2 separate regions of the Homo sapiens genome follow, and region 1 is linked to region 2. Evidence: read pairs that join two places in POLR2A ChIA-PET (ENCODE). Cell type or tissue: IMR-90. All regions are shown on one strand. Links, peaks and the distances in the headings refer to the core of each region. The heading gives the core; the rest is flanking DNA.

Region 1 (5,392 bases), core at 119-5,118, 350 kb before region 2:
ATCATAATTTTATAATAAAGAACAGTGTTGCAGTAGATATGTAATGATGAAGAAAATACTCGGATCCATAACTGACATTACTTACTGTAAAGCATTTTTGGTGGAAAATGTGTATATATGTATACCCACAGGAAAAAAAGACTAGAAACACATACACAAAATATTAATCAATTAGAACCAGGTGGTAGAAATGCTATTGATTTCTTTTCTGTATTTTTTCAAATCTTTAAGAATGAATATTACTTTTATAATTAGGAAAAAAGTTAGACAGGAAAGGAACAGAAGAATGCCCTTTCTGAATGTCTATTGTATTTTAAATTTGGATGCAAGAATCTTAAACATATTTTGTTGTACTATCTTTTGAAATGCTGGATTCTAAAATCCAACCTGCTCTGTGGGAGAATCATGAAGCAGAAAATTCTCCTTCACAAAACTGCCTACTTGATTAAAATCTTATTTTAAAAATCTTTATTAAAATCTGATAATCGTCTTTGAGGGTAAAGTTCTAAGACTGACGTGACCGAGCCCTCCTCACAGCTCACCCCGCTTCCATTTAAACATGATCAGCTAGCTCCTGTCCACCAGCATGATGAATTAAATGTATGACAGTTATGACAGGTGAGGAGTACATGGAGGGGCTTAACCAGCAGGGATAAGATAAAGCCCCCATTTAAGAACAAAGCCCCCACCAAAGCTTGCCTATTAATGACCACGCACAGAATCTCTTTATTTGTCCCATTTGGAAGGAGCAAGCGGAAACCATAGACAATGGGTGGTTAGGCAGGGCGGCTGTTTCTCCAAGGGCCTCCCAACCAACTAATTGAAAATCCTTGATTTTCTGCTAAACACATCTGAAAGACAGGCTCAGCTTCCATGGGCAAGGGCAAGGCTGCCTTTCAATGTTGTATTAATACAATAGACTTAAATTTACAGCTGGACTAAGTGGAATTACTGTATGTAAACCATAATATCTATCTGCAGGGATCCAGCTAAGCCCTAGAGAGACAAGTACAGCAGGACAAATCCAAGGAATTTTGGAAGTCAATCCATTAGGATTATGGGGCAGACCCCTGATTTTGGAAGTCATGGGTTCAATCCATGGAAGCAGGGAAGTCTCAATCTTCTTTTATCCTAACCTCTTATCTGAAGGCCTGCTGACCCAGTTTTTATTTAAAATAAACTGAGAAACTACAAATAACATAATCATTTTCTATATTTATATATTATTGGGCAGCCAGCCTAGTCCTGTATTACCTTTTGTGCAGTAATTAAAAACATACTAGTGTGCCAAAAGTGTAGCCCTTTTAATATATAATTACGATAACCTGAACATTACTGATACATGATAATGATACACATAAGAAAAAGTGAACTGTTGATTACACTTTCCTCCTTCCAGACTTTTAACCAGTGTACATTTCAGCTTATTAACAACACGAGACGCTATAAAAGAGCTAAATTATAGGATGCTCTCTGAAAATATACTGTCACCTAGGGCCTGGCTCTTATGGATTGGTTTGTGTAGGGGCAGGTCTAATCATAGTAGGTACTCAAGAAGTATTTGTTGAATAAATAATATATAAGATTGTGTGGTGGCACATGTCTGTAGTCCCAGCTACTTGGGAGGCTGAGGCAGGAGGATTGCTTGAGCCCAGGGGTTTGAGTCCAGCACCCGGGCAACATAGCAAGACCTGGTCTGTTTAAAAAAACAAAAAACTTGACAAAAAGAAACACTTGTTCAATAAATACATAAGATCAACAAAAAGACTAAAGCCACAGACCTCCTCTAGCCATCAAAACAGCCTCCAACTACCCCAGAGATCAGAATAAACCCATCCATGGCAGACCTCAGCCATTCCAGCAGTCTGTGCACAGTTAGTCACATGGACAACCAGTGTGGCTGGCAGAGGTCCTACTGAAGACCAGATAGACTAACAGCAGAGAGCATCATCTCTCTTCTACAGAAGAGGAAACGGTGATTCAGTTAAGCAACTGCCCCAAATTCAAAAAGCAATTCAGTGGCTGGGCTGAAAACCCCTCCAGAATCTGCAAGCCTCTCAAGGCTCTTTCCAAGGCTCTGTGCTGTTCTCTGCTCCCACCCTATCCCCAGAAAGTCTCCTGATCAATGCTAGCTTTAATTCAGCATCTGTAAGGACTTTGGCCAAGCATACATTCTTTCCTTCTCACCAAGGAGAACCAGCTCTGGAAACATCTGAAACATAAGGACCCAACTTATGCCTATACAGCCAGGAAAATCAGAGAGAAGATTTTCCTGCTATTAGAGGTCAAGATAAATTGAGGCTGGGCCGCACGCCCTCAGACGACAAGTACTCATTCTTGCACTGCTTCCCATCTCCCCTTTCACATAGGAGTAGAATTATTCTGGTGGTCCTCAAAACATCAGGTTTGAGTCATTTGGCAAATCCTCTTCAAGGCTCTTTTACTCATTGCAAAAACATCCACCTGTGTTTTAAACTGCCCAACAGTTTCCCCGCTGGCTAAGCATCTCACTGATCCTGAGTGATCACTGTGACTGCCCTGTGAACAGGCCTGGATTTCGTCTGTCCACAGCTCAACACCCAGAGAGGATATTTTACAGAAAAGCCAAATAGACATCGAGGCTAACTGCTTTTGGGCCTTATCTGAATGACAGTACTTAACTTTCACCACCTGGGCCAGGCCTTTGCAGAGGAAACAGTCACACTCAATTACTGTCTCTTTCTTCTAGACAACTACTGTTTAATCCTACCTCCAGCTGATATAAACTGGTGGAAAATACAATGCTATTTTTAGATGGGACAGTGATTTCTCCCTTTCATCTATGAAAAATGTACTTCCTCTTGCAATCGGGTCCATCCCAGATGCCGGATTTGGGGTAAAAATTTAATACTAGGGCATTATTACCCTTTGCAGAATGAGTGAGCTTTGAACTCTCTAAGCTAGTTTTAAATTCAAAGCTATTCTCTATTCTGCACTCTGTTAAAACATGTAAGTAAACAGAATATAGGCTAAATCCCTACAAGCCACACTGACACAATGAAGATGAATAATTTGCTTTAAATAAGACTCGCATACAAGGGGAAATTAACCAAAATAACATTGCAAAAGCTTCTTGACACATTTCTGCCTTCTACCCTCCATGTCAGCTGTTCTCCTTGCCCCATCTTTTTAATCTCAAGCTAACAAATGATTTGGTCAAGAACTTGATTCAGCATGTCGTAAACTTAACATGGAATTTCCAGAATTGACTAATAAATATTTTGGGGATTGATCATAATGTATTTCTTTCCTATTTTTTTTAGAAATTATTTTTAAAGGAACTAGGAATTACTAAATTGACTCACTCTCTTTATATATGAAGAGATGCCCCAGAGAAAATATGTATCACACAGGGCAGGGAGTCACACCTAATTCCTGAATACCTGAAAATGAGGAGAAAACTTAGCCTGACATGTCAGCAATTCACGTTTTTGCTTTAAAATGTGACTTTTCATTATTTGGTAGGAGGAGGGGTGTGAGACATTTATAGGCAGGATACAATTAAGACCAAGAAAACTCTACTTGTGAAACCAGCATTAGACCATACTAGTTGGTGCTGAGATTATCTGCTCTACAGCCAAAATACAAAAGACTCCCAGTGCACATACTTGGTGTAGAAAGCAGCCTTTGAAAATCCAAGCTCATTATTTCCCCTGGTCTTTCTTGCCATTTGAAGAAGGATCTGGAAAGGAGGTGTTGAGTTAGTTTACATTGACCTTCGCGTGACCTGAAGGTAGAAGTTTTAAGAGCTGAGCAGTGGTCACAGTCAGGAAGCCCCAGGAAAACAACACAACGAAAGGACTAAATCTGCGGGGACCCACGAATCACCCCGCCATTCCTATTGCAGATAGAGGGCATCCCCTTCGCCCTTTGCTGGTAAGGGAATCCATCTATCTTCATTTAGGCGTTTTTGGGGGGTGGGAGGTGAAATGAGAGGGGACTGCCATTTCCTTTGACTCTTAAAAACAGAAACCAGCACTGATTATTCATTTACACTCCCATTCCTTCCCAACAAACCCTCCTATCAGCAACCAGAAGAGAACCACTATTCTCTGAACACATTAGTAGTCCTCCCGTTTAGTAACCAACTGTTGCAGGCTGAGCAGCAGCAAGCCAAAACTTAGTCAAAACCTATGATTCAAAATGGTGTGTGTGTTGGAGGAGGGGTAGGGAGTTATGTTGGAAAACGCTTTGAAAGCTATTCAAAACCTTTTCTATACAGGAATAACTCTTGTTAGAGCAATTTGCTATAAAGGACATTTCACTCTTAGAAAGGGCCAGGTGCAGCCAATATTTTTTGTATACATCCCACTAAAATTACTTTAGTAAGAGCCAGCTTCCTCCACATTCCCATCAACAACTGTGCAGAGGCATCTGGAGCACTGGAAATACATCTCAAATTATTCTGTATAAATCAGTGGAAAATCACTTTCAAGATATGAATTTTCATGTTATGGATTAGCCTCATGAAGGGATTACACATTTTCTTTCCCTATGAGAAGAAAAATTAAAATTTCACTTTTCCAAAGGACAAATAGAAAATTACCCTTAATACTTAGATCTTGAAGAATAAAAAGAAATACTGCACATGACAAAGATCTGTTCCCGTATAGTAAAAATGTATTTTTAAGATTCTATAGGCAGTTCCAAATTTGAAATGATCAAGAACCTCTATAAATATCCTAAAAGAATTATCAAAACAAGCCATGTAGACAGTGGGGTCTAAAAGATTTTTTTACAATTTTAAATAGATACATCCCACTTGCTCTGCAACACTGATGAATGTATTCACAACCTCACTGACAGCTGTTTTTCCCCCACCCTTGCCTATACTGGCATTTTTCAGCTATTTTCATCTTTGCCAATCTGATAATCAAAATGGATCAACAGAATTAACTTTAGGATAGATCCTCTCCTGAATATATCTTGTAATGGTGCTTTAAAGTCTGTCACTTCACTTCTAGGCCTCCTGGATAGGTCTAAATTCTAACTCCATTAACTAAAGTAGAAATGATCATGGATGGGCCAGAGCTGAATTTGCCAGTTGGATATCATCAAAATCTCCCAATGCCTTGAAAATGCATGAAGACCTCTGCCCCTAATTAGCTGAAAGCCTTAAGCCCATCACTCAATGTCTCTAAGCTTCAATTTCCGTATTAAGACATTCAACTCAAATAAGAAATCACATGTCCTTACACTACAGTACTTGTTGCTGGGGTATAAGAGCCAAATTTGTTGAGGGTGGCCAAAATGAAGTAGAGGAACTCAGAATCTAATCACATACTGGAAAATATGTTTGAGATAACAATGAGCTATGGGACGTGATTATCATGCCCACTGCAGATGAATTCAG
Region 2 (5,392 bases), core at 239-5,238:
TTCTATTAATCTCAAAATATTTTCCAATAATCATTGTGAATTCTTCATTAACCCATGAACTCTGAAATATGTTGACTGATTTTCAAATATTTTTAGATTTTCCATATAGCTGTTATCACTTTCTAATATAATATCACTGTGGTAAGAGAACATATTTTTTGTTATTTCAACCTTTTAAAATTATGAGACTGATTTTCTATCCCAGAATATGACCTGTCTTGGTAAATTTTCTATTTGCACTGGAAAAGAATATTTATTCTTCTGTTGTTGGGTAGCATGTTTTATAAATGTCAATTAGGTCAAAATTTTGGTAATGTCTTTCATGTCTTCTATATTTTTATTGATTTTCTGTATACTTGTTCTCTCAGCTAATGAAAGAAAACTGTTAAACTCTCCAACTATAATTGTTGATTTATCGATTTCTCTTGTCAGTTGTATCAGTTTTGTTTCTTATATACAGTCGTGTGCCACCTAACAATGTTTCAGTCAACAATGGACCACATATACAATGATGGTACCATAGATCATAATGGAGCTAAAAGATTCCTGTTGCTTAGTGATATTATACCTGTTGTAATGTTGTAGCACAATTTTGTATTTTCTAAATTTAGTGTAGCCTAAGCATACAGTATTTATACAGCTTACAGTAGTGTACAGTAATGTCCTAGGTCTTTACATTCACTCACCACTCACTCACTGACTCACCTAGAGCAATTTCCAGTCCTGCAAGCTCCATTCATGGTAAGTGCCCTATAGAGGTGTACCTTTTTTATCTTTTGTACTATATTTTTACTGCATCTTTTCTGTGTTTATATATACAAATACTTATCATTGTGTTACAGTTGCCTACAGTGTTAAGTATAGTAACATGTTGTACATGTTTGTAGCCTAGGAGCAATAGGCTATACCATATAGCTTAGGCATTTAGTAGGCCATACCATCTAGTTTTGTGCAAGTACACTATGATGTTCTCACAACAAGATTATCTAAGGATGCATTTTTCAGGACTTATCCTCATCGTTAAGCAACATATGACTGTATTATATTGCTTGCGTACTTCAAAGCTCTGATATTAGGTGCATATATATTTAGTATTCTCATAGTCTCTTAATGAATTGACCCCTTTTTTATTATGAAATTACCTTCTTCATCCCTGATATAATTCCTTGTTCTAAAATCTACTTCATACAGCCACTCCAGCTTCCTTTTGATTAGTGTTTTCATAATGTATCTTCCTATTCAATAACTTTTAGCTTATCTGTGTCTTCATGTTTATGTCTTATACAGGGCATATAGTTGGGTTTTGCTTTTTAATCTGATAATCCCCTTTAATTCGGGTGTTTAAACTATTATATTTAATCTAATTATCAATATGTTTGAGTTTAAATTTAACATATTTTTTCTTCTGTCATTTCTTCTCTTTGTTCTGTTTTTTCCTTATTTCTCCAAATTTTGTGGAGTTTAGTTTTTATTTAATTTCCATTTTTTCTCTGCTATTGTGTTATTAGCTATATTATGATAAAGTAACCACTTTATTTCACTATTTTAGTGGTTACTTCAGGGTTTACAATATACATTTTTAAGCTTATTACTGTCTACCTTCAATTCATGTATAGTGTAAGACTCATAACAATGCTTCTATTTCCCCACTTTTGTGTTATTGTTGTCATACATTTTACTTTTATCTATATTATAAACTTGACAATTCATTAGTTTTGCTTTAGTTAATTCTTTTTAAAGAAGTTTCAAACTGATAAAAAATGTTTTCTATTTATGCATATTTTTACCATCTCCAGAGCTCTTCATTCATTTGTATTGATTTAAATTAACATCTGATATAATTTCTTTTGATGTAAAGAACTTTCTCTAACATTCATATAGAGCAGTAAATCTAGTAACATTCTCTCAGGTCTTTTTGCTAAATACAGAATTCTAGGTTGATATATTTGGGTTTTCTTTTTTTTTGTTTTCCTGTGCGGTTAGATGTCTTTCCATTGTCTCTGGCTTCCATAGCTTTTGAAGCAGTCTGCTGTATTTCTCATTTTTGTTTCTCTGTTTGTAGTGTGTCTTCTGGACCCCCTCCATCCAGATTCTTTTAGGATTTTCCCTTTATCACTGGTTATCTTTTTTTATTATTATGTGTCTTGGTGTGTTTTTCTTTATATTTATTCTGCTTGGGGTTTGCTGAGTTCTTGAACTTGTTTCCAGTTTTCATCAAATGTGAAAAATTTTCAATCATTTCAAAAGAATTAAACTTTTGTGTTCTCCCCTTCTGGAACTCCATTAACACATACATTATACTTCTTAACATTGTCCCTCAGATGATTGTTGCTCTATTCATTTTTTTCCCTGTGGTTTTTTGTGTTTTTTTTTGTCCTTCATGTTGAACAGTCTGTATTGCTTGTCTTCAAGTTCACTGATTTTTTTTTCTTTTCTGCAGTATTGAATTTGTCTTTGATTTCATCTGATGGATTTTTCATTTAACATATTGCATTTTCCATCTTTACAATTTCATCTGAATCTTTTTTTTTTTTTTCTTTTGAGACTAAGTTTCACTCTTGTTGCCCAGGCTGGAGTGCAGTGGTGCAATCTCAACTTCCAGCTCACTGCGAACTCTGCCTCCCGATTCAAGCAATTCTCCTGCCTCAGCCTCCTGAGTAGCTGAGATTACAGGTGCCCACCACCATGCCTGGCTAATTTTTATATTTTTAGTACAGACAGGGTTTCACCATGTTGGCCAGGCTGGTCTTGAACTCCTCACCTCAGATGATCCACCCTCCTGGGCCTCCCAAAGTGCTGGGATTACAGGTGTGAGCTGCCACACCCGGACTCATCTGAATCTTTTTAAATATCTTATGTTTCTCCTCACTATGATTGTACTTTTCTCTACCTTCTTGAACATTTGGAGCACATTATAATAGCTGTCTAACATTTTTGTGGGGTAGTTCTGTCGTTTCTGGATATATTTCAATTTGATTAGTTTATCTTCTGATTATGGGTCTTGGTTTTTGTTTTGTATGCCTGATAATATTTTATTGGATGCCATACATTTTGAATTTTATGATTTTTACTTCCAGGTTTTGTTTTATTACTTTAAATAGTGTTGGATTTTGTTTTTTTGCTAATGAGACAGATTAACATATATTTCCATTAAAATGCCCTTTTCTGTTTCATTAAGAATACAATTACTTATTCAAACCTATATATATAATGTCATTAAAATACGCACATATATTTAAAAGATGTATATATATAGGGCAACCTTTAAAGACATGCATGTTTAAATAAATTATATGTCTTATTCAATATATTTGATTACTTTTTGTATCTCTAAGTTTTTGTGTATCTATCCTTTCATGTGCAAGAGAGAGAAAATATTTTTTTAAAGCAGTAATTGATTCTAGCCATGGCTGACTCCTAATGCAATTACATAATTTGTATTCGAAATAGATTTTTTTTTTAGTGAATCCAATTTATTGGCCCCTTTGAATGTAGAAGTTAAAGTTTTAACTACAAGTTCAGTAAGGAGAGAGTGACATAAAAATATTACTTCACTCATTCATTTATTCACTGAACAAATATATAGGGAATGCTTATGTTTACCAGGTTCTGTTTCTACATTTGTAGGCCCTGAGATATACAAGTGAAGAAGACAAGACATTCTCTACCCTCATGACACTTCGATTCTAATAAAGGGAGACAGGCAACAAACAAATCATTTTTAAAATAAATAACAAGATTTCTGATGGTGGTAAGAGCTCTGGAGGAAATGAAGGGAAGGGAGAGCAACTATAGATAGCTAATTCAGTGATAGCCCTTTTGAGAAGGTGACATTTGAGCAGACACTGAATGATGACAGAGAGAAGAAACATAAAGAATATACACGGGGGAATAGCAAGGATAAAGGCCCTGAAGTAGAATGAGCTTACTGTATTTAAAGAATAACAAGCAAACTAGGGCAGGTAGAGCAGAGTGGAAGATGATGAGGTCAGAGAGGCAAATGGGAGCCAGAGCATGTAAGACCTTGCAGGCTGTGGCAAGGAGTTTGCATTTTATTTTAGGTGAGACGCTAGTGGAGGGTTTGGAGCAGGAGAGTGACACAGTCAGACTTATGTTTTAAGATTACGTTGTAGCTGGCTATTGTATGACCAATAGACTCTAGGATAGGGAGGATGGAAGATGGGAGATCAGTTAGATGCTTTACAATAGATCAATCCAGAAAATTGAAATTATTTACATGTAAAGTTAATAGGCGTTTGAAAGGAGGAGGGTGGAGAAGATGAGTCAAGGAAGGGAGGACTGACCCATTAGTCAGGAGACTGGAACTCATGAGAAAAATATCTAGTGAGAAATAGCAACTGTTGAGATTCCCAGTGTCAGTGTGTCTGAGGGACATTTTAAAACAAGGCTGTCTACTAGTCCATTTCAAGTTGTTTGTGGGTCTATGATGTAAGCTCACTCTACTATCCCAAGCCTTAGAAAAAGTTTGCCGCACATACTGTCCTGCATTGCTAGTACTTTGAGGGTAGAAAGAAATCAATCTTGTGTCCTGTGCAATACCACATAGCATAGGAGAAGGAGAGTGTGCAGAACGTGGCAATATGCTTCACAGGGAAAACTAACCTAGTGGAATTGAGAGTACACAACCATCAGTGATGAGCAAAAAGTCAAAATTTCTCAAAGATTCTCAGGAGAGTTTGGGATGGATATTGGGTTTCCCAGCCCATATGTGATAATGGTTTGAGCTGACTTATTTGCCTCTTGAAAGGCAAGGTGACCTAGCAGATTACCAGTCACACAAGTAACTGAAGAACAAAGAGTAGTTTGATGGTGTCTGGCTATGTCAGTAGCATAAATCATTATGATGGTTTTTCCCAGCCAGATGTTTTTCCCAGAAGTTACTTATTAATAACTAATTTATATGGTCACTGACAAATATATATTGAACACCTATTATATGCCGGACATTGGATTAAGAACTGAAGCTACTGCACTAAACAACACAGCAAACATAGCATAATTTATCCTAGTTGGAGTAACTTGACTCCACTCAGTACTTCACAATGGCCAGGCATTTGGCTCAATTCAGGACTGGGCATTTTGATCTGGTGAGACACACAGATACCTAGGTTGGGCATTTGGGGAAATAAGCTTCCTTTCTGTTTTGTAGGAACTCCTGCTCTCCTTCATGGGGAAATCCAGTAGCCGCACACAAAAAACTTAGCTATTATCATTATTACTGTATATTCTCTTTTTCTTAACTTACCAATTTCCCTTAGTGTTTTAGGTGAACTAAATTTCTAAAATAGTTTCCTTAAGTAGTCAGAATTTTTACAACTTATTCTAATACATAGCTTGTAATAATAAAATGCTCATGTGTGATCAGATTATT

Evidence for each region. ChIA-PET counts read pairs that join two places held together with the same protein. Peaks named below come from ENCODE experiments on the same cell type or tissue, not always from the same donor. Only the 100,000 strongest peaks of a DNase experiment are listed, where the experiment ranks them.
Region 1: POLR2A ChIA-PET joins it to region 2 with 5 read pairs; 2 of 35 experiments call an interaction of 5 or more read pairs at or near these places.

The regions. Positions count from the first base shown.
Region 1 is chr6:106,061,487-106,066,878 of GRCh38, reverse strand. It overlaps a transcript of PRDM1 not described here. Among named protein-coding and RNA genes, the nearest start is that of PRDM1, 22 kb to the left of the region's middle. RefSeq lists an enhancer at 2,435-2,945. In IMR-90, for the core only: no CTCF peak of the experiment used is centred there; a DNase peak (open chromatin) is centred at 3,208.
Region 2 is chr6:105,710,353-105,715,744 of GRCh38, reverse strand. No RefSeq gene overlaps it. Among named protein-coding and RNA genes, the nearest start is that of LINC02836, 81 kb to the right of the region's middle. In IMR-90, for the core only: no CTCF peak of the experiment used is centred there; no DNase peak of the experiment used is centred there.